Regions from separate parts of the Homo sapiens genome. Here region 2 is linked to region 1. A link is a loop called in an ENCODE intact Hi-C map of the cell type or tissue named here. Cell type or tissue: Caco-2. All regions are shown on one strand. Links, peaks and the distances in the headings refer to the core of each region. The heading gives the core; the rest is flanking DNA. Region 1 overlaps TXLNB (taxilin beta). Region 2 overlaps LOC102723690 (a long non-coding RNA gene).

Evidence for each region. Peaks named below come from ENCODE experiments on the same cell type or tissue, not always from the same donor. Only the 100,000 strongest peaks of a DNase experiment are listed, where the experiment ranks them.
Region 2: it touches region 1 in a loop (7-fold over the local background); 4 of 110 quality-filtered maps call a loop at or near these places.

What each region holds. Positions count from the first base shown.
Region 1 is chr6:139,224,482-139,240,135 of GRCh38, forward strand. It overlaps TXLNB (taxilin beta), which reads right to left. Exons shown (of 10, transcript NM_153235.4): 10 at 15,580-15,654. Among named protein-coding and RNA genes, the nearest start is that of TXLNB, 60 kb to the right of the region's middle. In Caco-2, for the core only: no CTCF peak of the experiment used is centred there; a DNase peak (open chromatin) is centred at 6,220.
Region 2 is chr6:139,300,814-139,316,467 of GRCh38, forward strand. It overlaps LOC102723690 (a long non-coding RNA gene), which reads left to right. Exons shown (of 5, transcript NR_197427.1): 5 at 699-2,055. It also overlaps a transcript of TXLNB not described here. Among named protein-coding and RNA genes, the nearest start is that of TXLNB, 17 kb to the left of the region's middle. RefSeq lists enhancers at 12,619-13,356, 13,357-14,094. In Caco-2, for the core only: no CTCF peak of the experiment used is centred there; a DNase peak (open chromatin) is centred at 8,288.

The DNA.
Region 1 (15,654 bases), core at 2,893-10,892:
AAAAAAAAATATTTGGTCTGTGAACATTGTAATTGATAGCGTTCTGATAAGACATAGGGAGAAGACAATTACTATCAGGAGTGGAAAATACTGCAGATATTACAAGATTTTTTAAATTAAGAGAATAAACAATTTGTGCCAATAAATATGAAAATTTAGATGCAATAGATTAATATCTTGAAAAATATAGCATACCACAACTGACAGGGAAAATGGAAAATATATTAAAGAAAATTAAATCCACAATTTAAATCCTTTCCACAAAAAACTCCAGATCTAGATAACTTAACCAAAGAATTCTTCTAAATATTTAAGAAAAAAAAGAACACTAATCATACACAAACTTTTCCCCCAAGATAGAAAAGTAAGGCATACTTCCCAACTTATAATGACAAGAACGTTGTAAAAAAAGAAAATTACAAAGAATCTCTCCCATGAACATAGATGCAAGAATCCTAAACAAAATACTAGCAAACCAAATCCAGTAATGTAAAAAGAATATTACTTCTTTACCAACCTGAATTTGTTCTAAAAATGTAAAGTTAGCTTGACATTTGAAAATCAATCACTGTAACCCACCTTGTTAACAGAAGAGAAAAATCATGATTATCTAAATAGACACAGAAAATGCATTTGACAAAATTCACACCTATTTATGACAAACACTCATAGCAAACTAGGAATAAAAGTGAATGTCCTTAATCTGATAGAAAATGTCTACAGATGCCATAGAGTAAACATTCTATTTAATAGCAAAATATGTAAGCTTTCCCTTGAGATCAGGAATAAGCTAAGAAGCCCAGTATCACCATAAACATTCAAATTCTACAAGAAGTTCTTCCAAGTACAATAATGCAAGAAAAATTAATAAAAGAGATAATGAGTGGAAAGGGAGAAAAAAATGCCATTATTTCTAGATGACATGATTGTGTGTTTAGAATATCCAAAAACATCTGCAAATAGCCTATTGTAATTAACTAGTGGATCTGATGAAGTTGCTAGCTACAAAGCCAATACATAAAAAAATTATATTTTTGTATATCGGCAGCAAACAATAATAGGAAGTGAAATTTAAATAACTATGTCATTTTCAATTGTATCATAAAACATCAAACATCTAGAATTAAACCTAATGAAAAATAAACAAAGACACCAAGAAAATATACAATGTTACTGAAAATAGTCAAAGAAGAACTAAATAAATTGAGATATTTACCACATTCCTGGATTGGAAAACTCAATATTGTGAAAACCTCAATTCTCTTCAAATTGATTTATACATTAAATTCAATCCCCATGAAAACCCCAGTGTGTGTGTGTTTGTGTGTGTAGATTGACAAGCTGATTCTAAATTATATATGAAAGTAAAAGGGCTAAGAAGTTAAGAATACTTTGAAGAACACCAAAGCAGGAAGACTTACATTATCAGCTATAAAGATTTATTATGAAGCTACAGTAATTAAAATTATGTGGTATTGGTGCAAGGATAAACAAATCAACTGAACAGAATAGAGTTTAGAAAAAAGACACACATAGGTCAGGTGCGGTGACTCACACCTGTAATCCCAGCACTTTGGGAGGCTGAGGCATGTGGATCGCTGGAGCACAATAGTTCAAGACCGACCTGGAGAACATGGAGAAACCCTGTCTCTACTAAGAATACCAAAATTAGCCAGGCTGGTGATGCGTGCCTGTAGTCCCAGCTACTCGGGAGGCTGAGGTGGTAGGATCACTTGAGCCCAGGATGCAGAGGTTGCAGTGAGCTGAGATTGCTCCACGCCACTGCACTCCAGACTGGGCCACAGAGTGAGACCCTGTCTCAAAAAAAAAAAAAAAAAAAAAAAAAGAGATAGAGAGAGAGAGAAAGACACACATACACCTGAACATTCAATTTATGACTAAAGTAGCACAAAGATGACAAAAACAAAATACAAATGTATTTGTCAAAAAAGGTAAAAGATTGATAAATTGAACACTATTAAAATTGATAAATTCTTTTAATCAAAGTATATTAAGAGAATAAAAAGGTAAACCACAGCATAGCAGAACTGATTTGTAATTGTTAAGTAATAAAGTACTGCTTTCCAGAAATATAAAGCATTACTACACATGAACAAGAAAAAACAGATAAACCATAGGAAATGAGGGAAAAAAACATCATGAATATGCATGTCACGAAAGAGGCTATACGCCTGACCAATAACTATAGAAAAAGGTGCTCAACCTCATTAGTCATCAGGAAAGGCCAATTAAAACTACAATGAGGGTCAGGTGCATGGCTCATGCCTGTAATCCCAGCACTTTGGGAGGCTGAGGCAGGCAGATCACTTAAGTCAGGAGTTCAAGACCAGCCTGAGCAACATGGCAAAACCCCGTCTCTACAAAAGATACAAAAATTAGCTAGGCATGGTGGTGCACGCCCATAGTCCCAGCTACGCGGGAGGCTTAGGCATGAGCATTCCTGGAGCCCAGGAGGTGGAAGTTGCCATGAGCTGAGATTGCACCACTGAACTCCAGCTGGGGAGACAGAGCAAGACTCTGTTTCAAAACAAAACAAAACAAAACAAACTACAGTGAGATCCCAGGTGTGGTGGCTCATGCCTGTAATCCCAGTACTTTGGGAGGCCGAGGTGGGAGGATCATGAGGTCAGGAGTTTTGCCAGCCTGACCAACATGGCAAAACCCTGTCTCTACTAAAAATACAAAAATTAGCCAGGTGTGGTGGTGTGTGCCTGTAATCCCAGTTACTCAGGAGGCTGAGGCATGAGAATCGCTAGAACCCGAGAGGTGGAGGTTGAAGTGAGCCAAAATCACACCACTGCACTCCAGCCTGGAGAAAGAGTGAGACTCTGTCTCAAAAACAAAACAAAACAAACAAAAAAAAAAACGACAGTGAGATATTACTATACGCTTCCAAATGGCTAAAATGAAAACAACTGATACATGATGTGTGGGGAGGACATAGATCAATGGGAACACTCATACACTGGTAGTTGAAATTATTGTTACAATCTATTTGGAAAACTGATTAGTAGTATCTCCTATATCTGAAATAGACACATGTCATATAACCCACCAATTTATCTCCTACATATACACATAGGAAATATCACAGCAACATTATCTGTAGTGGACACTAATTGGAAACAATTCCAATGTCAGTCAACATCGGAATAGATAAGTTGTGGTATATTCATACTATAGATCACTATATGACAATGAAAATCAATGAACTACTCCTACAAGCCAAAACGTGGATGAATTGCACATAGATAGTTTTGAGCAAAAGAAGCCAGACATAAAAGGATAACTTCACAAAGTAAAAACAAAAACAAAAAACAGCCCCCTTACACACACAAATGCACACACGCACAGGCACTCATATACACACACAGGCAAAACAAATGTGCTTTTCTCTAAGAAGGAGGGAGGGGTAACCTGTAGGATGCTTGACTATGCTCTATTTCTTGACCCAGGTGGTGGGTTACATGTGAGAATTCACTTTGTAATAAATCATCATTTTTGCAATAAAGAGTTTTTAAAGATATGTTGAGAAATTAAAATGAGAAATGAGATTTTGGAACTATTTCCATAGAAGTTAATTATTAGAATTTAGACCTCTTTTCTTTTGGTGTGCCACCATGGTGTAGCCATTCATGCTTCTTCTCATCTCTGCTACTCATTGCTGTTTGGATGCAGATGACAGCAACCCATCCAGCAACGCAACCATACCCTCTTAAAAAGGGAAACTAGGCTGGGCGCAGTGGCTCACACCTGTAATCCCAGCACTTTGGGAGGCCGAGGCGGGTGGATCACCTGAGTTCAGGCATTTGAGAACAGCCTGGCCAGCCTGGCCAACATAGTGAAACCCCATCTCTACTAAAAATACAAAAAATTAGCTGGGCATGGTGGTGGGCATCTGTAATCCCAGGTACTTGGGAGGCTGAGGCAGGAGAATCACTTGAACCCAGGAGGCAGAAGTTGCAGTGAGCTGAGATCATGCCACTGCACCCCAGCCTGGACAACAAGAGTGAAACTCCATCTCAAAAAAAAAAAAAAAAAAAAGGGAAGTTAATGGATCTAAAAAGACCAACATGTTCCAGGGGCTGAAATATGGTTACCAGGATTAAGTTTCTCTTCTTGCAACTCCACTCACCTCCTCTTGGCTTGATTCTACCTGCAGGTGATTCCTCTTGGTAGGCAGAATTACAGCAGAAAAAAACCCAATAGCTAGGTTAGACTGGACCCCACTTGGTACACGTGGGCGAGCACACTGGATCGGAGTGGCTTCAGTTCACACAAACCCCCAGATAACGTATGAATAAAATTAGTGTGAAAGTGCAACTTCATGACAAGCCAAATAGTCTCCTGCCCCACTTTCAACCCAGTTGCAGTCCATAAGCCCTCTTCTATGGCAGTTCTGGAGCTGCCACTGTCTTTGAACTAAATACTCTATCAAGTGTTACACTGTTTTAGGCCCGTCTCCTGAGGCCAGGACTGGGTGAGTGGGTAGGGCTCTGTGCTTGATGGCCCCATCCAGACTGCATGTATCCAGGACAAAGTATTTTTTCCAAGGAAGGGACATGGGCAGGAAAAAGCGATATGTCTGCTCTTTGCTAAATAATTTTTATTTTTGCACATTAGGGAAAGATAATCAATACTTCCAAATTGCCCTTTGAAAGAACTCCTACAAATGTACGAGAAAAGGACAGATGACCCAATACCATATTGACAGTTTCTGAGTATACCCATTTGCCCTCATCCTTTCTAATACTGGGTATTATCAGTATGAAAGTTCTGTCAGGCTAATGAGCAAAAGTGATTGTGTGTCATTTTAAAATTTTATTTATTTATTTTTGAGATGGAGTTTCTCTCTTGTTGCCCAGGCTGGAGACCAATGGCGTGGTCTTGGTTTACTGCAAACTCCACCTCCCGGGTTCAAGTGATCCTCCTGCTTCAGCCTCTCAAGTAACTAGAATTACACGTGCCTGCCACCACGCCCGGCTAATTTTTGTATTTTTAGTAGAGATGGGGCTTTACTATGTTGGCCAGGCTGGTCTCGAACTCCTGACCTTAGGTGATCTGCCCGCCTTGGCCTCCCAAAGTGCTGGGATTACATGTGTGAGCCACCATGCCTGGCCTGTTTATTTTTATTTACCTGATGTGTTTTAGTTATTTGTATTTCTTCTTCTACAAACTGCCCGTTCACATCCCATGCCAGGAGCTTAGAAATGAGGGTGGGACACACAGCGGGTGTGATCATCTCTGGCAGGGAGGAAAACTACCACTCACATTATTTGGGACTGCTGTGCATGGTGACAATAAAAAGCAGACTGGCTTGTGGTTGGTCTTATTACCATTAAATATTCTCTGATAGACAATGCACCTCCCACCCCATCTTCCATTGCCCTTGCCCACTTTCTTCTGAGTTGTCTTTTCTTATTACTTTGTACTATTTCTTTTTTTCCTGGACGTTAATGCTTCGTTGTATTTACTGTGACTATATTCTCCCAATCTATCCTTGGCTTTTATTTATGTTTACCTATTTTGCTCCCTTTAACTTTTGAAGATTATTAATTAACACGTGTGGCAGACAATTAGTTTGTTATAAAAAGCTCTCCTTCTCCTTCCTCTTGGTATTGCTTTAAATTACTCCCAGACTGAATTGAAGGACTTCAATATCGGTTTTCTAATAATGGGCAAGGGAGAAGCCAGATGGTCCACCTACAACTATATAGCTAGTCAGTGCTAAATATTTTGGGGAGATGAATTGTATCACAGCAAAAAATCTCTTGGCACAAAGAATGAGTTATGGGCATGGCTGATAGGCCAGTAGGATCTGCAATCAGTCCTGGTTTACTACCTTCTGACTCACTGATTAAAACATAAATGGATTGGACACTATTTCTCTTTGGCTTTTGGTTCAGGGAAACTATTCAGGGGCTTGATTTCAGCTGGATAATAGCAGAGAAAAAGGAGACTGGGACTCCGCCTCCAAGGACGTCACCCTAGTTAAAGATAGTAACCATCTGAAGAGCTCCTCTCCGCTTAGGCAGGCCAGAATCAATTTAGCCTGTTTGCTACCACTTCTTGTGCTCCATGCTCTGCAGCTGGTCTCTGTGAGGAATGGCATGGAGAATTTCTCAAGACATACTCCTTTTCTTGCCTGGGGATGGAGCTGTGAGTCCATGATGACTGTCACATTGGGCTGGTGGTGCATGCAATTATTTCATGAATAGCTGACACTATACTTGCAGCCTCACACACCTGCCTGTTTGTTCAGAAGCCAAAAAAAGTGAGCCTTGTGACATTGTAAGCAAAAGAGGATTAGTTGAGCAAACAAAAGTCTGCAGCAAGATGGGATCCTATGAAAAAGTAGCTAGCCACATGACTCAAATTACATCTGCAGTGTTTCAGCTTTTCAGTTCCCAGCCCCAACACATACACATTGTAAACTTGCATATAACCATCACCCTTACATAGGCTCCATTACTTTATTATGCATAAATAGAGTCACATGCAACTACAAGCATTCATATAGAACTACATACATACAATGCACTCCCAGAAAACTGCACATACCGGCACGTTTTACACACAAATATTCATACGTACCCTCACACACAAGTACACACTGACACATAAATACATGAACACACAAATAACCACACACACATTTCATAAAACCCCCATTCTCTAGCAAGAACCTACACTCTCTACTTGGAGATCTGGGTATCATTTCTAATAAACATGCTGTCAGAGTTTTCCTTCTTGTTTTTTAGTTGCTGAACATTTTGGGGTGAATGAGACAGCCCAGAGTCTCTTCCAGGCCCTTCCCACGGTGCTGAGTTCCTAGCACTGGAAGTGGAAGGAGTCATCAGGCCTGAGTCACACAACAAGGTGCTCTGATCTGGAGCAGACAGGGTCAAGGTGTGGGTGGTCGTGAAACACTTTGCTTAGACTTGTAACCACTGTCATTCCAGGGGCTAGCACAGAACCTCATGCAGAGAAGGCCCTCAATGTATGTTGAATAAATCCTTCATCTTTCCCTATTTAATTTTTAAACTTAAAAGAAATTATATGAGTAATTTCTTGTCTCCTTTTTCTTGCCTGACTTAACAGAAGTAACCCAAATGACGTGCAGGTCTCATAGAATAAAACTCTCCCTGGAGGTGGGGAAACTTCATAATCTCTTGAGATTTTAATTGGAGACACCAAAATCCTTACATATCTAGTAAGGAATCTCTAGTCTGAGGTTCTCATCTTATAGGTGAGTTAACTGAGGCCCAGAGATGTTAAGCAATTTCTCCAAAGTCACCCAGCTAGTTGGCAGCAGAGCAGGGACTAAGCATTCAATAGGCTGATTCCTGGATGAGTACTATCCTTGATTAAACTTGGATACTTTTATTCCAGGAATAACTTGTTGATAAGAATGTTAAGAAGACAAATGAACGTGAATTTCTTTACTCAGAGCATTACAATAGTCTGACTGTGAGGAATTATACTGGTTTGGGTAGAGCATTTACTATATTCTAATAAATCTGGCCTGTGGTATCACACTGTGTATTAATCTGTTCTCACACTGCTATAAAGAACTGCCCAAGACTAGGTAATTTATAAAGGAAAGAGGTTTAATGTACTCACAGTTCCACATGGCTGGGACTGGACATGGGGAAGCTTCAGGAAACTTACAATCATGGCAGAAGGGGAAGCAGGCACATCTTACATGGTGGCAGGCCAGAGAGAGCTTGTATGAAGGAGGAGCTGTCAAACACTTATAAACATCTCATAAGAACTCACTCACTATCATGAGAACAGCATGGGAAAAACTGCCCCCATGATTTAATCACATTCCACCGGGTCCCTCCCTCAACACTGGGGATTATGGGGATTACAATTCAAGATGAGATTTGGGTGGGGACACAGAGCCAAACCATATTATACTTGTAGTACTCTCATCTAATATATATTTAATCTCATGACTTCAGATATGATTAAAGTAGTCCTGTCGCACTAGTTCTATAAACTTGAACTCTGACTTTGAAATTTTCTTTGTATATGGGATTTCTGAATACTTTATGGCTTGTTACATCTTCCTAGTACATATATTAGAGCAATCTCAGGCTCTTGACAGTTTTTATCCGTGCTCTACTTAATAGGTATGAAACAGATAATGCTGGTTATCATTTCCCTAGAGCAACAAAACCACTAACTGTCTCATCAATTTTGAAATGCTCGAATTTGTTTTAGAACCCTGACCTTTAGCCAATGCTATGATTTATGGTATTATCATCTTTCCTGTCACTTCATAAACAGTTTGACTTTTTCTCTTGTTTTATTATTTACCACATTCGTATTTTTCCTGAGTTGGTCTCTTATTTATTTTTTGAGCTGTGTTGAGTTTAAATATCTTGCTCTACCCCATGTCCAGGAGGTTTATGTGGAAACCTGTATGTGTGTGTTGAAATCTTTAAGTACAATGTGTGGAAAAGCTTTGTAACAACATGTATGAATGCTGGGTATTTGTATTTACATAGTCATGTTTATTCTATAAATAATATAATATGCTTCCATGTTTTTATGATAAAGTGAAATATATAAAATTTTACTACACAATGTAAACACTCAAATCTGGTACCTATTAATAGCTATCATTCTCACCTGTACTACTGTGTCCTCCCTAAAAGCCAAACTAACATAATGTTAAACTTAAAAACACATTCAAATAATTTAAAATGCACTATTTTATATACTGGATGCTGACAGTGGTTAAATTAGAGTGATATAATTATGAGTAAGTTTTCTCTATTTTCTGAATGTTTATTATGTAATTTTATTATTTTTATAAGAGACTGCCTTTACTATATATAAATATATATTTTTATATAAATTTATATATATATAAATAAATATATATTTTTATATAAATTTATATATATATAAATAAATATAGATAGATAGATAGATATTTTTTTTGAGACAGTGTCTCACTGTCACCCAGGCTAGATACAGTGGCAGGAACATGGCTCATTGCTTCCTTGACCTCCTGGACTTGGTGAGTCTCATGAGATCTGATGGTTTTTTAAGTGTCTGGTGTTTCCTTTGGTTGCACTCACTCACTCTGTCCTGCCACCCTGTGAAGAAGGTACCTGCTTCTTCTTCACCTTCTGCCATGATTGTTAAGTTTCCTGAGGCCTCCCCAGCCATGCAGAACTATGAGTCAATTAAGCCTCTTTCCTTTATAAATCATCCAGTCTTAGGTATTTCTTTATAGCAGTGTGAGAATGAACTAATATAGTAAATTGTTACCAAGATAGTGGGGTGCTGCTATAAGGATACACAAAAATGTGTAAGTGACTTTGGAACTGGGTAACAGGCAGAGGTTGAAACAGTTTGGAGGGCTCGGAAGATGTGGGAAAGTTTGGAATTCCCTTCCTAGAGACTTGATGAATGGCTTTGACCAAAATGCTGATAGTGATATGGACAATGAAGTCCAGGCTGAGGTGACCTCAGATGGTGATGAAGAACTTGTTGGGAACTAGAGTAAAGGTCACTCTTGCTATGCTTTAGCAAAGAGACTGGCAGCATTTTGCCCCTGCCCTAGAGACCTGTGGAACTTTGAACTTCAGAGAGAGGATTTAGGATATCTATGGAAGAAATTTCTAAGGGGTAAAGCATTCAAGAGGAAGCAGAGCATAAAGGTTTGAAAAATTTGCAGCCAGATGTTGTGAAAGAAAATAAAAACCCATTTTGGGGGGAGAAAGTCAAGCCTGCTAAAACACTCCAGAAATTTGCATAAGTAATGAGGAGCTGAATGTTAATCACCAAGACAATAGGGAAAGTGTCTCCAGGGCATGTCTGAGACCTTCATAGCGGCACCTCTTATCACAGGCCTGGAAGCCTAGGAGGAAAAAATGGTTTTGTGGGCCAGACCCAGGGCCCCACTGCTCTGTGCAGCCTTGGGACATGGGGCCCTGCATCTCAGCTGCTCCAGCTCCAGCAGTGGCTAAAAGGGGTCAAGGTACAGCTCAGGCCATTGCTTCAGAGGGTGCAAGCCCCAAGCCTTGGTGGTTTCCACGTGGTGTTGGGCCTGTGGGTGCACAGAAGTCAAGAATTAAGGTTTGGGAACCTCTGCCAAGATTTCAAAGGATATAAGGAAATGCCTGGATTTCCAGATAGGAATTTGCTGCAGGGGCAGAGCCCTCATGGAGAACTTCTACTAGGACAGTGCAGAAGAAAAATGTGGGGTCAGAGCCCCCACACAGAGTCCCCACTGAGACACCGCCTAGTGGAGCGTGGAGCTGTGAGAAGCGGGCCAAAGTCCTCCAGACCCCAGAATGGTAGATCCACCAACAGCCTGCACCATGTGCGTGGAAAAGCCACAGGCACTCAATGCTAGCCCATGAAAGCAGCTGGGAAGGGCACTGCACCCTGCAAAGCCACAGGAGTGGAGCTGTCCAAGGCTACGGGAGCCCACCTCTAGCATCAGCATAACCTGGATGTGAGACATGGAGTCAAAGGAGATCATTATGGAACTTTAAGGTTTAATGACTACCTAGTTGGATTTAGGCTTACATGGAACCTGTAGCCCCTTTGTTATGGCCAATTTTTCCCATTTGGAATAGGTGTATTCCCTCCGGCCTGTGCCCACAGACCTAGGTGAGGACAGGCGCTCCTGTTTTCACACCCAAATGTTGCATTTTCCAAGACCACCCTGGCCTGCCACATCCCCCATCCTGTGTCTATAAAAACTTGGACACCTTAGCAGACACAGTGGCTGGATGTCAAGAGGAACACATGCAATGCCTATACCCCCATTTTGTCTAGGAAGTAACTAACTTGTTTTTGATTTTACAGACTCACAGGCAGAAGGGACTTGCCTTATCTCAGATGAGACTTTGGACTTTTGGGTTAATTCTGGAATGAGTTAAGACTTTGGGGGACTGTTGGGAAGGCATGATTATGTTTTAAAATGTGAGGACATGAGATTTGTGAGGGGCCAGGGGCAGAATGATATGGTTTGGCTCTGTGTCCCCACCCAAATCTCATCTGGAATTGTAATCCCCATAATCCCTATCTGTCAAGGGTGGGACCAGGTGGAGGTAATTGGATCACAGGGGTGGTTTCCCCCATGCTGTTCTTATGATAGTGATATGGGATGGGGGCAGGGAAGTGCTGGTAGAGAAAGGCAGGGTCCCTGGTGAGGGCTGTACCCTCGAGCCTGTGCCCAGGGACCGAGGTGAGGACAGGCACTCCTGTTTTCACGCCCAAATGCTGCATTTTCCAAGACCATCCGGGCCCGCCACGCCCCCCCTTCCTGTGCCTATAAAAACTTTGACACCCTAGAAGACACAGCTGCTGGATGTCAAGAGGAACACATCAGCGGAAGAACGCACAGGCAGCTGGATGTCAAGAAGAGCAGAGGAGCGGAAGAGCACACCGACAGGCACCAGCAAATGCTGGTAGGCCATCAACAGTGGAACAATGTGGAATTTGGCTGGGGATGGTCAGAGAAGAGTCCGGACGCTGGGCAGCCTGACTCCAGGGGAAGACACCTTCCCACTCCTTCCCCCTTCTGGCCTCCCCATTCACCTCACTGAGAACTACCTCCACTCAGTAAAACCTTGCACTTATTCTCTAAGCCCACGTGTGATCCAATTTTTCTGGTACACTAAGGTAAGAACCCAGGAGAGAGAAAGCCCTCTGTCCTTGTGATAAGTCAGAGAGTCTAACTGAGCTGATTAATGCAAGCCACCTGCAGACGGCTAAACTGAAAGAGTGCACTGTAACACACGTCCACTGGGGCTTCCAGAGCTGTAAACACTCAACCCTAGATGCTGCTGTGGAGTCAGTGCTCTCCACGACCTGCCCTTCTGCATGCTCCCCTAAGGGTATGAGCAGTAGGGCACCAAAGAAGCGAGCCACACCCCCATCACATGTCCTGCAATGGGGATAAGGGAACTTTTCCCATTTCAATAGTGAGTGAGTTCTCACAGATCTGATTGTTTTATAAGCACCTGGCATTTCCCCTGCTTGCACTCACTGCATCCTGCTGCCCTGTGAAGAAGGCACCTGCTTCTCCTTTGCCTTCCACCATGATTTTAAGTTTCCTGAGGCCTCCCAAGCCATGCAGAACAGTGAGTCGAGCCTCTTTCCTTTATAAATTACTCAGTCTTGTGTATTTCTTCATAGCAGTGTGAAAATAGACTAATATACAGGCTCAAGCAATCCTCCTGCCTCAGCCTCCCAAGTAGCTGGGACCACAGGTGCCTGCCACCACACCTGGCTAATTTTGTAATTTTTATAGAGATGGGATTTTGCCATGTTGCTCAGGCTGATCTACAACTGCTGAGCTCAAGTGATCCTCCTGATCCACCCACCTTGGCCTCCCAAGGTCCTTGATTACAGACCTGAGCCACTGTGCCTGACCACCTTTATTATTCTAAAAGAAACACAAATAAGAAAACAAGGCAGCAACCCTACAAACCCTGTGCGTAAAAATTCTCCAGGTTGGAGCTGTGGTGTTAAAGTGTATTAAGGTCATCATGGGTTGGGCTTTTTATTGCTATCCTGCTTCCCCAAAAGGGCTCATCAGTTTATGTCCCTCTTCCTTTCATTGTTCTTAATAGTCTTACGGTTTTATCTTATATGTCATATCTTATCTTAAGATCTTACCCTCTATATAATAGCTTATAGATTTGAACTCTTTCACATTTTTTTGAAAATATGTAGTATATTGGCCGGGTGCAGTGGCTCACACCTGTAATTCCAGCACTTTTGGAGGCTGAGGCAGGCAGATCAGGAGGTCAGGAGATCGAGACCATCCTGGCTAACACAGTGAAACCCCGTCTCTACTAAAGATACAAAATATCTTTATTTTGGGTGTGGTGGCACATGCCTGTAGTCCCAGCTACTCGGGAGGCTGAGGCAGGAGAATCGCTTGAACCTGGGAGGCAGAGGTTGCAGTGAGTCAAGATCGTACTACTGCAGTCCAGTGCCTGGGGGATGGAGTGAGAGACTCCATCTAAAAAAAAAAAAAAAAAAAGAAAAGAAAAAGAAATGATGTAATGTGTCTATTCTAGATATTTTACCTATAACATATATACATATGTAACAGACACAATAGCTATCAGATTGAAAATATTTCCTTTTCCTCTTGTAACATAATGTCTTCCTGCTTGGCTTCTAGCAAGTAGTTTTTGTGTTATTTGACATAAAATGTCATCAACTGACTGTCAGTTCTGAAATAATGAGTTTTACACGTCGGTATGTTTTAGTTATGATTTGAGGTAATTGAACATTATATCACTTAAAAAAAAGTCAAAGTGGAATAGATGTTGGTATGAATAGAAATCCTGGGCTCTAAAATTCAGCAGGAAGAAGGACTTGCATTTGGGTTTAGCTGAGCTTGATTGTGCTGTTGAAATAATTTATCCTTTTTGTTATCTCCTGGCCAGGTGAAGTAGCTTCTGTGAATAATTTTTGTGCCATAGATCAATGAATTTCTAGGTTTATTTTGCTAGTTAAGTGTTTCTACCAAATATCCTTATTTGGTGGAAATGATTCTTTTTTATAGTTTGTTCTTGTCAGGAAAGATAATACTAAGTATCCTTTGAAAATACTGGTGTAAGCCCAGGCATGGTGGCTCACGCCTGCAATCCCAGCACTTTGGGAGGCCAAGGCAGGCAGATTACTTGAGGTCAGGAGTTTGAGACCAGTCTGGCCAACACGGTGAAACCCCGTCTCTACTAAAAATACAAAAGTTAGCCGGGCATGGTGGCAGGTGCCTGTAATCCCAGCTACTCAGGAGGCTGAGGCACGAGACTGGCTTAAACCTGGGAGGTGGAGGTTGCAGTAAGCCGATATCACGCCACTGCACTCCAGCCTGGGCAATAGAGTGAGACTTAGTCTCACAAAAAAGAAAAAAGAAAATATTAGTGTAAATACTCATCAATGGGACCAGAATTAAACTTAGGTCAAATTTTATACCTCCGTATTTATGTATATGTATGTGTGTGTGCATTCACACGCACATGTGACAGAAGCTAGCATTTGTAGAACTTTTATCAAGAGAAACCACCAAAGAGACTTAACGTCAGTATTGAGGATACAACTTAATAGCGTTGAGAAAAATCTTCATTATTATCACATGAAAACTTCTGTTCCAACAGAGTGCTCTATGGATGATAACCTTAATTTTCAAGTTCTAAAATACAGAAATGGAAATTATTTAAACCTTGTGAAAATTGAACCCTTATGCCTCACTCGCCTGTGAAACCCTCCTTGCCACTTTATGATGAGAATGAACTTCGGAGGCCAGAGTCCTTATTTTCATTTCACATCTTCCATTAGCAAATTCTTTACATTTTAAATTATTTTACTTTCCCAAATACTGGATTTAACTACTGGTTAGAGGAGAATGGGCCAGGAAAATTGTCCTGAAACCATCTGCCTCTCCTGTTTCTTGTTGGTCTTATTGAAAAGCAGCATCAGTTTTACAACGAACACATGTTACTTTTATCATCTCAAAAAAGGGGCTATTTAAAACGTGTACGTCAATACCAGGCCAAAAGGAGCAAAATCAGTCTTACAGGCAGGTCTTACCTTTTCTCCCTTCTTAGCTCACAGTCCTCTTCTCACAGCACGCTAGGAAATGTGGTGTTTGAGAAGCCCCTCCCAGGTCAGTGTGGACTGAGAGAGGGAGAAGAATCAAAACGCAGAGCAGCTGGGCCTCTTTGAGTCTTGTTCGATGAAATTCTTGGAGCAGTCAGGAGGGCTGGAGAGAGGAAAAGTGCATCGGCACCTTCTACGCTTCCTCCCTTCCTCCAGGAGGACGCACGGCAGAGAAGCCTGTGGAAACGTGGTCTCGTGGGAGGTTGGTACTGAGAAACATATCAGCTGGGTGAGCACTGTCCACCAGCACTGCAGAGCCAGGCAGAGGAGTCTGGGTTTTGTTTTCTTATTAGCCCTGGGTACTCCGTTTCCAGTGCTTCTCTCTTATAGGCCTCAGTGACATTTTTTCTTTTTTTGAGACAGGGTCTCACTCTGTCACCCAGGCTGGAGCACAGTGGCATGATCATGGCTCACTGCAGCCCCAACCTTCCAGGCTCAAGCGATCCTCCTGCCTCAGCTTCCCAAGTGGCTGGGACCAGAGGCATGTGCCACTATGTCTGGCTAATTTTTTTAAAACATTTTTTGTAGAGATGGGGGTTTACTATGTTGCCCAGGCTGGTCTTGAACTCCCAGGCTCAAGTGATCCTCCCACCTTAGTTTCCAAAGTGCTGGGATTATAGGCGTCAGCTACCATGCCTGGCCTCCGTGATTTGTAACTGTAGCCTCATTGTTATTTCTCCCTCCCTTTCTCTCTCTGTCTCTCTCTGTCTGTCACATACACACACACACACCCCCGCCCCCAATATCTTCAAAGTGTTGACTACACGTAATTCTATTTAGTGACCAAAAACTTAATAAACTACAGAATAAAACCATAATTTTCATTAGGTATTGTCGAAACATAGAAGTAATAAAAACAAAAATAAAATAAGTCAAAGTTAAAAAAATAAAATGAGTACTAGAGAATTTGGGAAGAGAAGTACCTTTTTAATAGATATATAAATTATAGTTATTTAACTTAGAAAACAATAACTTTAGTGT
Region 2 (15,654 bases), core at 3,964-11,963, 77 kb after region 1:
GAATCAGGGAGGCGGAGGTTGCAGTGAGCCGAGATTGCACCACTGTGCTCCAGCATGGGTGACACAGCGAGACTCCATCTCAAAAAAAAAGGGAATAACTTCCCTTGTGTGTTCCTTAATTCAAGCTCAAGGACTACAAAGGAAGCACCACATCTCTTCTATTCTTCTTTAAACTGTTTCAGGGCCCCCATTCTGTATAAATTTGGAATTGTGCCAGTTAGGAGCCCAAACTGTAGATGGATCCTGGCTGAGATGCCTTGTTACCTAACTCCAGGGGTCACTGTTCAAACAAAATAGATGTGGGACCCCCTGAGTTTGTGGAACATAGAGTTCCTAGACTCAACTTGGGACCTTGATACCAGAAACTATGGCTAGGCGAAATCATGGTCTCTGTGGAAAGGACAAACTCCTAGTTGTCTTTCTCATATATACCCAAGAGAGGTTGCAAAATCATTAAAAAATATGAAGGAAAAATTGCAGGGAAATTTTCTTGGGTATCTGTATAGTGCCACCAAATACAAAAGATGACATCTTAGATGACCTTATTAGGGTGAAAATATTACTATTATTAAAAGTAATAATACCTGCTACTGGTGACATGAGTGTGTGAGTAAGCCTCTGCAACCTCCATTGTCCCCTGAGTTCCAAAGCTACCTTCCTATGAAGTCCCCATAAACCTCCATATATCTTTCCTCTAGAACTGCCAGGAAATCTTCTATAGATGGTCTGGAAAAAAGAGTAAGCTCTTGAGATGGGATCACTAAGTCTTCCATGGGTTAGAAGAGCACACCTGAGATACAATGGGTTTGGAATCATCAGAGTCCTCACCGAAGAAAGTGCTGTACTCTAGTGCCCCACACAGAATGGGGCAACAAGCCCCCACCAAGTCTATGCACAGAAATCAATGCTTCCCCTGCCTGACCTTTACTTTCACAGTAACTTGATATAGATAATAATGAACTAATCCCCACCCCCCTGACCATAGTACATATTTTAGTATTCATTTAGTACTTAGTAAGCAACTCTGTGTATATTAATAAAAAAAGACTTGTCCCGTCCCCTAAAACAAAACAAAACAAAAACAAAGCAAAGCAAGGAACCCTTGACAGGCTGATAATATATTACAAGTCCTTAGAATTAAAAAATTTAAATTCAGAGATCTTAGGATCTAAAGAATGAATGTTTTTTGGGGTGGAAAGCAAACAAAAATATATATATATTCTTAATTGAAACTACGATGCTTTATTGGGTAAAAGCATATGATAAAAAATGTATTTGAATATTTTGCTTAGATGAATTTTTGTATATTTAGCTAAAAATAAGATGGTAGCATACATGTAGGTATATAAAGTTGAATATCATATGAATTAAGCTGTTTTTAAAAATATGTTTTAAGTCAGATTTTTAAGCGTAAGAAGAGAAATTTAGTTTTGTGTTAGTAAGAGGAAAATAAGGCCAACAAAGGGATTAGAAACTTGGGTCTGGGTAAAGGTCTGAGAGAGAGGAGAAAAAAAAAAAAAAAGGAGCTGTTTTAAATCAGTCCCTAACAGTGAAACACATCTAGAAAGACAGAGTTTGAAAAACAGCAACCACAAAAATGAATCTAGTGGGTTTTCTATAATATTTCTTCCAAAATTGGGTGATTTTGTATTAAAAAGCTGTTAAGTTAGCTGGGTGCGGTGGCTCACACCTGTAATCCCAGCACTTTGGGAGGCTGAGGCGGGTGGATTGCCTGAGGTCAGGAGTTTGAGACCAGCCTGGCCAACATAGTGAAACCCCATCTCTACTAAAAATACAAAAAAAAAAAAAAAAATTAGCTGGGAATGGTGGCGGGCACCTGAATGGCGCCTGAATAGCTACGAGGGAGGCTGAGGCAAGAGAATCACTTGAACCCGGGAAGGAGGAGGTTGCAGTGAGCTGAGATCGCACCATTGCCCTCCAGCTTGGGCAACAAGAGTGAAACTACGTCTTGAAAAAAAGAAAAAAGAAAAAAAAACCTTGTTAAGCTTTGAAAGGTAACTACATTTATATTGTGTAATAAAACTGGAAAATTAATGTGATTTTGTGGTTTTTCTGTATAAGGATAAGTGATACAAATTCAGATTTCTGCAAAAAAATTGACAGAGAAATATGCAATTACCTTATGTAAATGTACATAGTATTTCTATTAAACTGTCTTATTTTGACACATTCTGCTTATTTTCTGATATTCCAAAGTGGTTTTCAAAAGTTTTGAATTCATAAAATATTAAAGTCATGGATATTTTGATTTATCCAAAGACCTCTGAAAAATTAGAGTTCTATAGTAGTGTCATTGGTAATTAACTAATGTGTTTTTGATAAGTGATAATTAATCAGATAACATATTTAAAATATATGGATTTTGGATCCTGGGTCAAAGAAGAGACTTTCAGTTTAAACCTCAAAAGCCTGAGTTTCCATGTAATGTTACTCGCTTACAAAGTCTCTCCTTGATCTACTTGCAAGAAAATGAAACACTTTGAACTGGTCTGGCGCTGGATGGAAGTACACATATACATAGTACTAACTAGGCAAATGACTTGGGTTCATGAAATGCAAATAAAACATTCCATGATATATTAGGTTCCTGAGGGAATAAGGAAATGTTGCATGCTATATACAAGGAAATGTTTATGGCTCAGGAAAGGATGGAATGCATTTTCTTTCTGGAAAACCTTCTAAAAACAAAAGTAACTATGTAGAAAAGGTTAAGCTTAACTCAGTACTTTATTGTTCATACTGATGTTGGTGTTAGCATCTTGGCACTCTTAGGCAAATGAAGAATATAAGTAATTATAAATTACTTAATATTTATATAAAGTAAATATAAGTATTCTTATATAAGAGAGAATGTGCTACAATTATAGAATTCCTAAATTAATGAGGAATGTTGTAATTTTAGAACAGAATTAGAAATATTAACATAAATATAAAATTTAAAAGAAAATATTTGTAGTTTTGACACAGAAATAATCTAGGAACAATGTCAATCCATGTTGCAGCCAATCATCCAGTTCCTGGTCTTTTTTTTTTTTTTTTTAAACTAAAAGAAACTAAGGATTCTTAAGAGAAACATCTCAGTCTTTGTTTGGCCCAGAAATGTGCAAGATAGCTTGAACTGCCTTGTGCTAGAAAGCAAGAAAGCTTTCAAAACTTTCTAAAGTACTATCAAAAAGACATAAGAACCTGCCTAAAAGAAACTACCACTAGTCAAAGTTGTATCATTAAGAATTATAATAAATCTTCCAGTCAACTGAAATCTATTAAACAGCTATGATTCCCTAGCAATGAACAAAAAGAAAATAAATAACGGGAAGTATTTGAAAAGAAGGTGAAGAAGTTGTTACTGCTGAGCTTTGTTATTTATTTGGCACTCTTGGCTCATCGATTGTATCCATAAAGAATACAGAAATGAATAATGCTATAAATATATCAGTTAAAGGCATTTTCTGACACAAGGTGAGAATATCAGTAGAAAGACTCCATAATTTGTGACTACAAGTCAGACAAAACCCATGGAAAGTATCCAAAATTCGGTTATATCAGTTTTTAAATGATGCAAAGAAATAGGAAGAAATGTATCCTGCACAGATGTCTTTAGAGATAAATGGAAAAGGCAATCAGTACCACGATGCACAAAAGGGGGTCACTTCCACTAAAAGAGCAGTAAAAGAAGGGCTCAAGAGGTGACGAGCAAGGTTATCAACCAAGCCTGCTCATGTGAGCTGAAACAAGTGGCAACAGGCAACAGGACAGAACCAATCTTCAGACAAAAATGAATGCAAACAAAACAGAATAGGCAAACAAAAGTAAAACAGGTAGAGAGGGTTATCCAAGAACTTAAGAAGACTCCTGCAGAAACCAGAGAAACTAACAATGAAGAGAGTCCAGCCTTTAATGAAGCCAAATGAAAAAGAAGTGAAGTCCAATGAGTGTGTCATAAACCAACTCTCACCGCTGGTCTCCGTATATCTGTTTGTATCAATCCAGAGGTATTTGTGTCCACTTTTCTATAAATGCAAATTTTTGGTAGCTCTAGGAAAACAATTTAAAGGAGAAGATACCACCTCATTCCATTTTTTAATAAAACATATTTAGGTGGGTGCTTTTTTGTGTGTAAATCTTGTTTTTTAAAGAGGTAAATAACTGTCTCGTTTGTCAACTTAATATTCCACAGGCAGCAGAAGGGCAATTTTGATAGCCTGTAATATGAAATATAACTAAATAGCAATTTGAAATCATAATCATGAATTCAACGTAACTTAAATGTTTTGAATTACCTTTTCCACTCACTTTTAAGTAGAATTGTTCCCCCAAAAGCCTTCTCCTTGTTCATAACTCTCCCATTGAAACTTTGACAACTTTGGTAGTGGTAGTCCAGTTTTTCTTATTACTTGATTGATGTGTTGTGAAAGATTGGAAATTTTTGAGCATGTGGTGTGTATGTATTAAGATATAAATTGGAGGGAAATGAGATCTAACAGCTTACTAATATTTTAAAATATTGATATTTACAATCTTATTTAAGGACAATTTGCCTACAAGTTTTAAGATAGAAAGGCACCAGAAAAATCGCTATGGATTATAACCATATGCATTAAAACAATTTTTTTTTGGTATTTGTATTAAGAACTGCTTCCACATAGTTATATAACATCTGTGGATTGACCATGGAACAAAGTCTCATTTATAAAAAACAGTTCAATGAAAAGGCATCTAAATCTTTTACAATGTTATCAGTTTATAAATTGTTAGAGTCAGAAAGATATTCACATATTTAAAAAATCCCAAACACATTGAATGGATCATCCTGGACAGTAGCTGTAGATTTCTATAGGAAGATAGAAGAATTAGGTACTATGTATAATGTTAAGGAGAAGGAAGTGGGCTGAGTGATAACTTGTATCAGAGTTGTAGAATTATTAACATAATAACTATAAGTAGACTTTTGCATGTATCATTAGGTCTTGGGAAAGGATCCAGATCCTCCATCTGTCTCTGATAGTAAATAATCTTAATTAATTAGGAAGATATTCATCTTCCTTAATGAGTTTGCATTTTTTTAATCCACAGAATATTTGGAATTAAGTATAGAACAATTTAAAGGAATGAAAATGATTTATTAATATTCGTGTAAAGTAGGAAACTAGAAGATCTACCTAGGAAAATAGCCCTGATTGTAGCATTTCAACAATTTTCATTGAAGTGATTTATTTGCCTACATCCCCAGGAAACTGGGAGCTCCTTAGAAACAAGAATGGTGTATTTTATCTCAGTATACTCAATACAGTGCCTGGCCCAGAGTCAGTGCCCAGTAACCATGAATGAATAAATGAGGTCCTTAAGGTTGTAAGGTGATTTGGTTTCCATCAGTGTCTCCTTCCACAAAGATCAGAGAAAAGTCTGTCTCCTTCCAGTCCTACTGAGCTGCTCCTATTTTTGAATGCTCCCTCCTGCAGCCATTTCAGAAAGTACTAGAGACAGAGGAAAAGTTTTCTCTGATGTTTTTGATGTTTATTCCAGGGCATGCTCACAGATGGAAAGGGTCAAACTTCTGGGACGCTCCAGAGACACAGCCCTTGACATTCTCTGTGAAAGGATGTGCTATACAAAAGGTGCCTGCCAGCAACTGGGCTTGAATGGCAAATGGTTGAGGCATGAAGACAGTTTTTCTTTCAGACCCTGCCTAAGCATTTGTTATCAGGAGTCACAGATAAGATATTTCAATCCACTTCCTCATGACTGCCCTTCGAATGTCTGAAAATCATATGGGCCTTTGATCTAAATATTCCCGCTTTCTTCAATTGTTCCTCATATGATATAGTCTCCAAACCTTTCCTCAGCCTGATTTTCCTGCTACAGTTCATCCCTGTATTGTTGCAAAGATGCAGAAGCTAGCACAGCATGTGGGATGTAGCCTGACCAAGGTAGGCAGCAGGGGACCCTACTCTGCTCCTGGGCACTGCATTTCTACAGCAGCCAACAGCCATTATCTGCTTGGTGGCCTTATCATGTTCTTGACTCTCACCATACTTGCAGCCAACTCAAGCCCCTGTGTTTTGCTTTATGTTGTTGTTTCTTTCTGTGATGTTTTAAAACATGATTCTATAATTCTGTGCTTATGTAGTTGCTATTTTGAACCTAAGGATTTCACTAGTATCTCTATTTGGATCATTATTCCAGCTTATTGTGACATTTTGGAATCATGATTCTACTATTAGATGTTTTAAATCTCACATTGTTGCCATCTATACTTTTGATAAGCCTATGGCTACATCTTCACTGACAAAAGTATTGACCAAGACAGGTTGAGCAGAGAGCCCAGAGCACACTACTAGTTCTCAACAAATGATTGGGGTTTTTTGTTTGTTTGTTTTGTTTTTTAGAGATAGGGTCTCACTTTGCCGCTCAGGCTGGCACAGTCATAGTTCACTGCAGCTTTGAACCTGGGCTCAAGCAATCCCCCTGCCTCAGCCTCTTGAGTAGCTGGAACTACAGGTGTATGACACCACCCCTGGCTAAGTTTTTATTTTTTGTAGGAACAAGGTCTTGCTATGTTGCTCACTCTGGTCTCCAACTCCTGGCCTCAAGTGATCCTCCTTCCTCAGCTTCCCAAAGTGCTGGGATTACAGGCATGAGCCACTGTGCATGGCCTCAACAAATATCTATGAATTAAATCATAAATTTGGCTGAGGAAAAGTAGATCATAGTTTTTGTCTATAGTAACATATTCAGGTGAGCTTATGCCCTTTCAATTATTTTCATAAGAGAATGTAACATACTTTTCCAAATTATAGTTTTCTTGCCTATATAGAGATTTCCAGGACAACCTTATTATACCCATTCATTTTTTTCCTCTTCTATTCATTCTTGTTCAACATAGTATTGGGTATTCTTTGGATATCTAAACAAATGGCTTTTTAAAGGCAATATTGAATTTATTGTTAAATGTTGGCTTCATTATGAAAGACTAAGAAATAATTATATCATTTTATCTGTATAAATATCTTAAAAACAATTTTGCTAAATTGATTTTTATCCAGACGTGTTTTTACACAAATTTGCTCCTGATTAATTAAAACACATGGGTCTAGGGACCCAGAGTGGAAGTGGGTTGACACTTCCCAGGAGTAGTATTGACACCTGGGTTCTTCTGCATGCGAGATTTCAGAACCCAGGAATAGTATTGACACCTGGGTTCTTCTGCATGCGAGATTTCAGAACCCAAGTGATCGATGCTTCCACACGGCCACAATGGCTCTTTTAAAATGAAAGCTAAATGGACACCTACCTACTGAGAGCTCTAGATGCTATTAAACGAAGAGGCAAATAGGCAGAGTGGAAGGGCTGATGGTTGTTAAGAAACTGTTTGGAGTCACTGACTCTGGCTACCATGGGCATGTATGGTTATTGCTATATAAGAAGGACAGAGAAAAGTATGGATGGATCCTAAGCGATACAACTACCTGCCTGGTTGCAAAAAATTAATGAAGACCACTGCATCACTATATTGGAAGGACTTCCAAAGACAAACCCTGACCAGCCCAGACGCCGTCTGAAAACAAAGGCAAGATGCAGTAGGTAGTGGAAGAGGGAAGTTGTAAATACTGCACACATCATAAAATATCTTGTGAAGAGTTACAGATATGACTACTGTAGGCTTTATTTGTGTTCACTTCCTTGTTTTGCTATATATTCCAACTAATACTCCTTTTAAAAGTTTTTTGTTGTTTTCCAACCACACTATTGTGTATGGACTATGTCGTTAGTGGTTGACTTTCCAATTTTGTTCATACTTACATTACATGAAGATAGATTTATATGGTCACTAGAGGAGAAATGAGTATCACCCAGAGATCTTAGATTTGGAGCTGAATGTAGAAACTATTGAGATGCTGGGTCATTTCCCTTTGAGGGGGTGGGTAAATTTCCCACTAGGTAATGAGTCATGTTAAACAGGAATATTTATTTTAACATGCAAGTTTTTACCATAAAGGACAAGTGGCAAATATAGAAATTAGGAAACCAAAGTAGTAAAACAACAGTGAATGCTTGCCATTGTGTTGACCGCTTAGCATCCAAGTCTTCTTTCTATTTCAAACCTTGAATAAGGATAAGTCTTGGTGATGGGCAGGGTTCTGTCTACCCCTGTGAAAGGTAAAGAGGAGCATGCATTCCATTCCCTATTTGACAGCTAGGAGTAGCACATGGCCTAGCCTTGTCCAACCACACTCCCAGCTGGAACTTTGAATCTGGGCAGTTATGCAATGATGCAGGGAGCAGAGGTTATTTCCTGGGGCAGTGATGACTGTCCAGTGGGTGGAGAGTTTCCAGCAGCCCCAGAATTATGGGAAGAGGTTTCAGCAGCAAATGTTAATCAGAGTTATTTCTGAGCCAGGACTCTTCTGCTTAGATTTATATGATTCCTTACCATTTCCCAAACCTGATTTTCCATATTTCTTAGATTCAGTAGGCTAGCTATGAATTCTCTTTCTGTTTAAATATGCCCAAATCAGTTTCTCTTGTTTGCAATAAGATTTCTAAACAGTAGATCTTGCGTACACACACAAAGTACACATCACAGGCCTTTGTAGATGCATATTAAGTGTTAATTCCTTTTCTTTCTTCTTTCCTTTCCCAGTTGCATGATAGGCCTATTTGTTCTCACTAACATAAGCATAAAGGTGCTTAGCATGTGACCTTGTACAAAGAAAGTAGTCAATATTGCCTCTTGTCCAAACTACACACTTAGTAAAGCAGAATTCATCGTTAATTCCCCGAAGAGTCTCGACATGAAAATACAAAAAGGGCCAGGCACAGTGGCTCATACCTGTAATCCCAAAACTTTTGGAAGCCAAGGAGGGAGCATTGCTTGAGCCCAAGAGTTGGAGACCAGCTTGGCAACATAGTGAGACTCTGTCTCTATTTAGATAAATACATTAATTAATTAAAAAATATAAAAGGGCCCTGGAAACCCATAAATAAAATCAAACATACATGGACAACAAATTTTTGAAAAGGGCATCAAGAAGACACAATGGGGAAAGAACAGTCTCTTCAATAAATGGTGCTGGAAAAACTAGATTACCATATGCAAAAGAATGAAATTGGACTCTTGTCTTACACCACACACAAAAGTTAACTCGAAACAGATAAAGACCTAAATGGAAGACCTGAAACCATAAAGCTTCTAGACAAGAACACAGGGGAAAAGCTTCTTGACATTGGCCTTGGCAATGATATTTTGGGTATCACACCAAAAGTTCAGGTTACAAAAACAAAAATAAATAAATGGGGCTCCATCAAATGAAAACCTCTGTCCAGCAAAGGATACAATCGACAGGATGAAAGAGTAACCTACAGACTGGGAAAAAATAATTGCAAACCCCATGTCTGATGAGGGCTTAATATCCAAAATTTGTAAAGAATTCTTACAACTCAATAGCAGAAAAACAAAGGATCTGATTTATAAAAGATAGGCAATGGACCTGAGCAGATATTTCTCCACAGAAGAGTTAAAATAGCCAACAGGTGTATGAAAAGGTGTGCAACATCACTAATCATAAGGAATGACTTTATACACTCACTAAAGTGATACCTTCCAAAACAGAAGCTATCTATCCTACATACAAATGTCTTCTTCCACAATTCACACAATAAAACCTATTAGAAGTAAATTTCTGGCAGTTTAAGGATAGCCACTCTATCTCTCTGTCTAATTCCGAAGCCTTCAGATTAAGCTCAAAGCATCCAGCTACCTAATGAAGAAGAGTTTAAATTATTAAAAAGGACAAGTATATATCTTTTGAGTAAATTTTAATATTGTTGCACTGTAGACAAACATGTCATTCTGTTTTGTTTTGGTTTGGTTTTTTTTGAGACAAGAGTCTCACTCTGTCGCCCAGGCTGGAGTGCAGTGATACGATCCCAGCACACTGCAACCTCCGCCTCCCGGATTCAAGTGATTCTCCTGCCTCAGCCTTCTGAGTACCTGGGATTACAGGCACTGGCCACCATGCCCAGCTAATTTTTGTATTTTTAGTAGAGACAGGGTTTCACCATGTTGGCCAGGTGGATCTCGAACTCCTGACCTCAGGTGATCCACCCGCCTCAGTCTCCCAAAATGCTGGGATTACAGGCGTGAGCCACCGTGCCCAGCCCATTCTGTTTCAATACCACACAATTGCTATTGTGTTTATGTATAAGTACTAAGATATAATAATTGATGAAATAATAACTTAAATGTCAGTCATTTCATCTGGAGCTGAGGCAAACACACAAGCTTTCCAGCCTGCAGTTTGGAGCTGGTTTGGCCAGCCTATACCCTCTCTGCCTATGCTGCACTTTGTGTCACTGCAAATGCTGGTTGAAAATGTGGCCCTAATGCTTTTTGACATCTTGATCAGTGGAAGCTGGAGAAACTTTTCAAAAAGTGGCAAGCAAGTCTGCTTGCTAAAAGAGATTTCAGCTTATCTCTGAGCCATATCTTTCTTTTCTTTTGCATAAAACCTCTTGAATGGATAACTTAGTTATACAAATGTAAATCAAGAATCTGTGGGCAGATCTGAACGCAGGACAGGTGCTGCAGAGTGTTCTATTTGGTGATGAAACTGTAACTTGTCCATAAGCCCAAGCCATGATTCTGAGACTTTACTTTGTGATATTTTTTGGGGGGTGGGGGGGTGTGCGTGATTATGAATTTAGAGTCTGCTGTTGGAAAAGGCCTCTAGCTGACCTTGTGATGCTGCATATGTTCTGCCTTAAGCAGTTTATTGTTGTTAGTTTCATTTTTACCTGAGATGTACTAAACTGGAGAAACTGGAAGGAAGGACATCCAGAAGAAATCTTTACCTCTTATGGAGGAAAAACAATCAAGAGAACAGGACCGCGTCGTCTGCAGCTCCACCTGAACTGGACTGTTTGTGGCCTGTCTTAGTCAGTTCCGGCACAACAGCAAAGTACCGTAGGCTGGATGGCTTAAACAACAAACATTTATTACTCTCAGTTCTGGAAATCCGAGAGCAGGGGGGCTAGGATGGCCAGGTTCTTGTTGAAAGCTCTCTTCCTGGTTTGCAAATGGTGTATTACATGATAGAGAGACTGAACTCTAGTCTCTCTCCTTATAAAGGCACTAGTCTCATACCCTCATGACCTAATCACTTCCCAAAGGCCCCACCTCCTAATACCATGTCACTGGGGCTTAGGATTTCAACATACGAATGTTGGAGGTACACAAACATTCAGTCCATAATATGTCCTATATCCTATATGAGTTAAGAGTGAATAATCCAAGATGATGAACACTACACTATTATGTTTTGGTGTCATAGTTTTGATGCCATCATGATGCAAGATGACACTCCAATGGGTAGGGGTAGGCTTTCCTGTGAAGGAGACACCTCTTCTCCTTGAATAAGAAGAGCCAATCTTAGGACATTAGACTTGAGGAAAGGTAAAAAAAATCAATCTCTTTTTTAATCTTAAGCTGTCTTAGGTGATCTGGACTGTTAGGCACAGTTATAGTCAAAAAAATAATTTCTGTTAGTTGGAATAACATGACCCTTACTCTGTTGAAGCTGGCTGGGGGCAACCCTATGAGGATTCTGAAGTTAAGTGGAGATTAAACTGTGAGGGTTGCCACCTCTCGTAGTGTTTGCAAGATGCCTTTCCATTTGGGTACCTTGCCTCAAAAATGACAGTATAATTTTATTAAGTGCTACAGTTTGAACTTAGCTGCATGATATAGACTGAGGGGAAGAGGCTGACCCCTAGGCCTGAGTGGAGTTAGCAATGGCCATCATCCTTAGAGTTGTAGGAGACTTGAATATGAACCCCAAAACATCCCTTGGATAAGGATTATTTTAAGCTGATTATATAGCATACGCAGGAGAAGCTCTGAAAACAGTATGTTACCCTTTTGTAAGGATAATTTATATTTTATAAAGGAAATATCCATGTGAGGGTTTCTCCCTCTGTACTGAGGAGAGGATGACTGTAAGTCCTTAAAGACTCATATCTGTGAAGAAGGCACTGACTGAAATCTGCACAACAAATCTTACCCTTGTTTACTATACTTTTCCTGGTCACCTTCCAATAACTTGCCTCTCGCACACTATTTGTTTTAACTGAAGATGGTATTGAAGCCCAAATTCTAGCCACCTCTTTCAGTTACTCATCCCTGAGTTTCTCTAATGTATATTTATGTGATGTAAGTGTTAATAAACTTCTATTTGTCTTTCTCTCTTTTTTTTTTTTTGAGATGGAGTCTCGCTCTGTTGCCCAGGCTGGAGTGCAGTGGCGCGATCTCGGCTCGCTGCAAGCTCTGCCTCCCGGGTTCACGCCATTCTCCTGCCTCAGCCTCCCGAGTAGCTGGGACTACAGGCACGTGCCACCATGCCCGGCTAATTTTTTGTATTTTTAGTAAAGACAAGGTTTCACTGTGTTAGCCAGGATGGTCTCGATCTCCTGATCTTGTGATCCACCCATCTCGGCCTCCCAAAGTGTTGGGATTACAGGCGTGAGCCGCTGCGCCCGGCCTGTCTTTCTCTTTTTAATCTGTCTTTTGTTACATGGACTTTAGCCAGGAACCTAGGATGGCAGGAAGAAAAAAAAAAAGTTTCCTCCCCTACAGAGTTTAGCTCCTCTTGCATGACAGCAATTTCAGAATGTGTATCAGGTGAGGAGACAAGAAAAGAGTACCCTGACCAGGAGTTTGGGGCAAAGAACCAGGTGCAGGAGGTATTGTTGAACATCTGTGAGAAAGAGCTCTGTGTGCTTTCAGAAACAACTGAGGGCAGCTTGCTATTAGAAAGTTTATGCTGGGAAGGTAAATTTTAATTATCAATTGAGCTGCTATATTTTTTTTTAAGTCACCCTGTGGCAGGCAGCCCCAGTATTCATTTATAAGATTTTATTTTTTTCACAAAATAGGATCTCAAACTTTGTGATGTAAACCAAAAATAAAATTCTAAGCCCCCCAACCGACTGAATGAACCATCCTCCCAGCCAAGGGCATTCCAAAGAAAACCTGAAAAACTAAAACTAGCTCAGGCCATGATGGAAAGAGGGAGTCCAGGCCTGCCTCTTTCTGCTCTCCTCCCTTTGGAATTCAGGCACAGCCGACCAGCATTAACATGAAAACAGAGATCTTAAGACTGACAAAGAAGACTCCTTGTAGCAATAAGATACCAAATTCCAACCTGACCCGAGTATAGCATCATGTGACAGATGGCAGGCCCTGAAAGAAATCAAAGCATTTTACCCCAAAATAGATTGCTTAGACATATTTTGAAATAGCCCTGCAAAGCTATCTCTTGTGGGGAAAATCTACATTCTGTAGAGAGTCTCCTTCCTTTTCCAGGTCTTTTCCTGATACAGAAGAGATTTAACTAAGACTCTGGGACCTTTTAGAGTCTGATAAGAGACATTTACCATATATTCCTCTGAAGCCTATGACCTGGAAGTTTCATCTATGTAACAAGAACCTTGGCTTCCACAACGCCCTGCTTGTCTTAACTACAAACATTTCTTTCTGCTGACTTACACTCTTCAAGCAAAGCTTAACCCTTTCAACCAACTGCCAATTAAGAAATCTTTGAATGCATGTATGACCTATAAGCTCCTGCTTCAAGTTATCCTGCCTTTCCAGACGAAGCCAATGTCTACCTTACATGCACTGATGGCTATCTTCTATCTCCCTACATCGCATAAAACCAAGCTGTAATCCAACCACCTTGACCACACGTTCTCAGGACCTCTTGAGACTGTGCCTTGGGCCTTGGTCACTTAGATTTGGCTTGGAATAAATCCCTTGAAATATTTCACAGAGTTGCCTCTTTTCCATTGACAGTGATTACTTGTATCTGGAACAATACTAAGTAGTTCTGAAACCGCCTTTGCAAAATTATAACTGAGGAAATTATGACAGTGAAAGAAATCAGACCTAACCAACTCCATCTTGCTTCTAATCCTCAAGTTGTCCTTGTTCATTCCTGGGCGTAGGGCGAACTAACTTTGGGAAGGAATTCAGTTTGTGGTTTGACTCTGAAACGAAATTGCTAACAGCCCTTTCCCGAAAAGACCCCCTTCTTGCCTGGGGTCCAGTCTGTCTTTGCAGAACAAACAAATTAGCTACAAGATTAGAAATTACAACGTAGGGGTCATGCAGCCCTTGGTTCCAAAAGTCTGAACCCCCCAAATTGTTCCTGGGGACCTAAGATCAGTGCCTGAGATATTTTGCAGGCCCTGAACTCCATGGATCAGCCGGCACCACCTGGACTGGTGATCTGGCTCAACTAGTTCTGCCATCCCACCCAGGAACAGAAGACAGCGAGAAAACCTCATTTTGACCCCCTATGATTCCATCTCCAACCTGACCAATCCATACTCCCCACTTCCTAAGCCCCTACCCACCAAATTATCTTTAAAAACTCTGATCCCTAATTGCTCAGGGAGACTGATTTGAGTAATAATAAAACTCCAGTCTCCCCCACAGCTGGCTCTGCGTGAATTACTCTTTGGCCATTGCAATTGCCCTGTCTTGATAAATCGGCTCTGTCTAGGCAGCAGGCAAGGTGAACCCATTGGGCAGTTACATTGTTTTTTCCTCCATTTGTTCCTGACATAAAAGAGAGTAAGTTATGAGTAAAATTCATGTATCTCTGCATTCTTTGAATGAAATCTGCAAACATGTAATTATTTGTTAGACCTCTGGCTGCGAATAGTACTCATATGAATGTTGTAATAAAGAAACAATTATTTGAATACAAAGTTCACACAAATAGAATATTTATAATATCCCAGGCAAGTTTGAGTTTCAGATTCCCTTTAAGTAGAATATATTATAAAAATTGTGAGAGGCAAGGATGAATATTCAGACAAGGGAGTTTAAAATTCTTCATGAGAATAAAGCAAATGATAGAAGAAAAATAATTTATGCTGAGATGAATAAAATGTATGTGGGCCAGCTTTTTAAAAAATCACAATTACTTTCTTATAAATTTAGAAATAAAGCCATTTAATCAACAGACTTAAAATGGATGTTATTTTAGACACAGAGAACTTATAAAGAGAATTTGGATTATGAAGTTACAAGCCAAAAAGATACAGAATTTAAAATGATACAGATTTCAATAAATAAGAAATGTGAAAACTAAATTATATAATATAGTAATAATAGTAAAACTTCATTAAGTTTAAATAATAAGTAAAAAATGACAGGGAGAAAAAATATTTGGTAAGAATATACAGAGAAGAATGTAAAAATCTTGTTAGAAAATTTCCACTTCTATCTGTGAGGCAGTAGGTTATATCGGCCTAAGCCCTCTCTTCTGACAAGGGACAAAGATTCTTTGCTTGGCTAAGCTTTAGTCAGGGTCCTGAACCTTCTCTTAGGCCTACCTGTGCACTTCCTTATAAAATCCAGTTTTAGAAAAGAACACTATTAAGTCATTTTACCAAGAACCCCCACCTTTAATATCTGATCACCTTTGATATATGATCAGGTTTCTTATCCCTCCCCTCCCACCACAGGTGATGTTTGATCACCCTGGCCTGTCTTCAGCAAGAATCCTGTTAGGTTGGTTTAGTCAGAATTCCCTTACCCCTGATGTTTTCTGCTAGTAATTTTTTTTT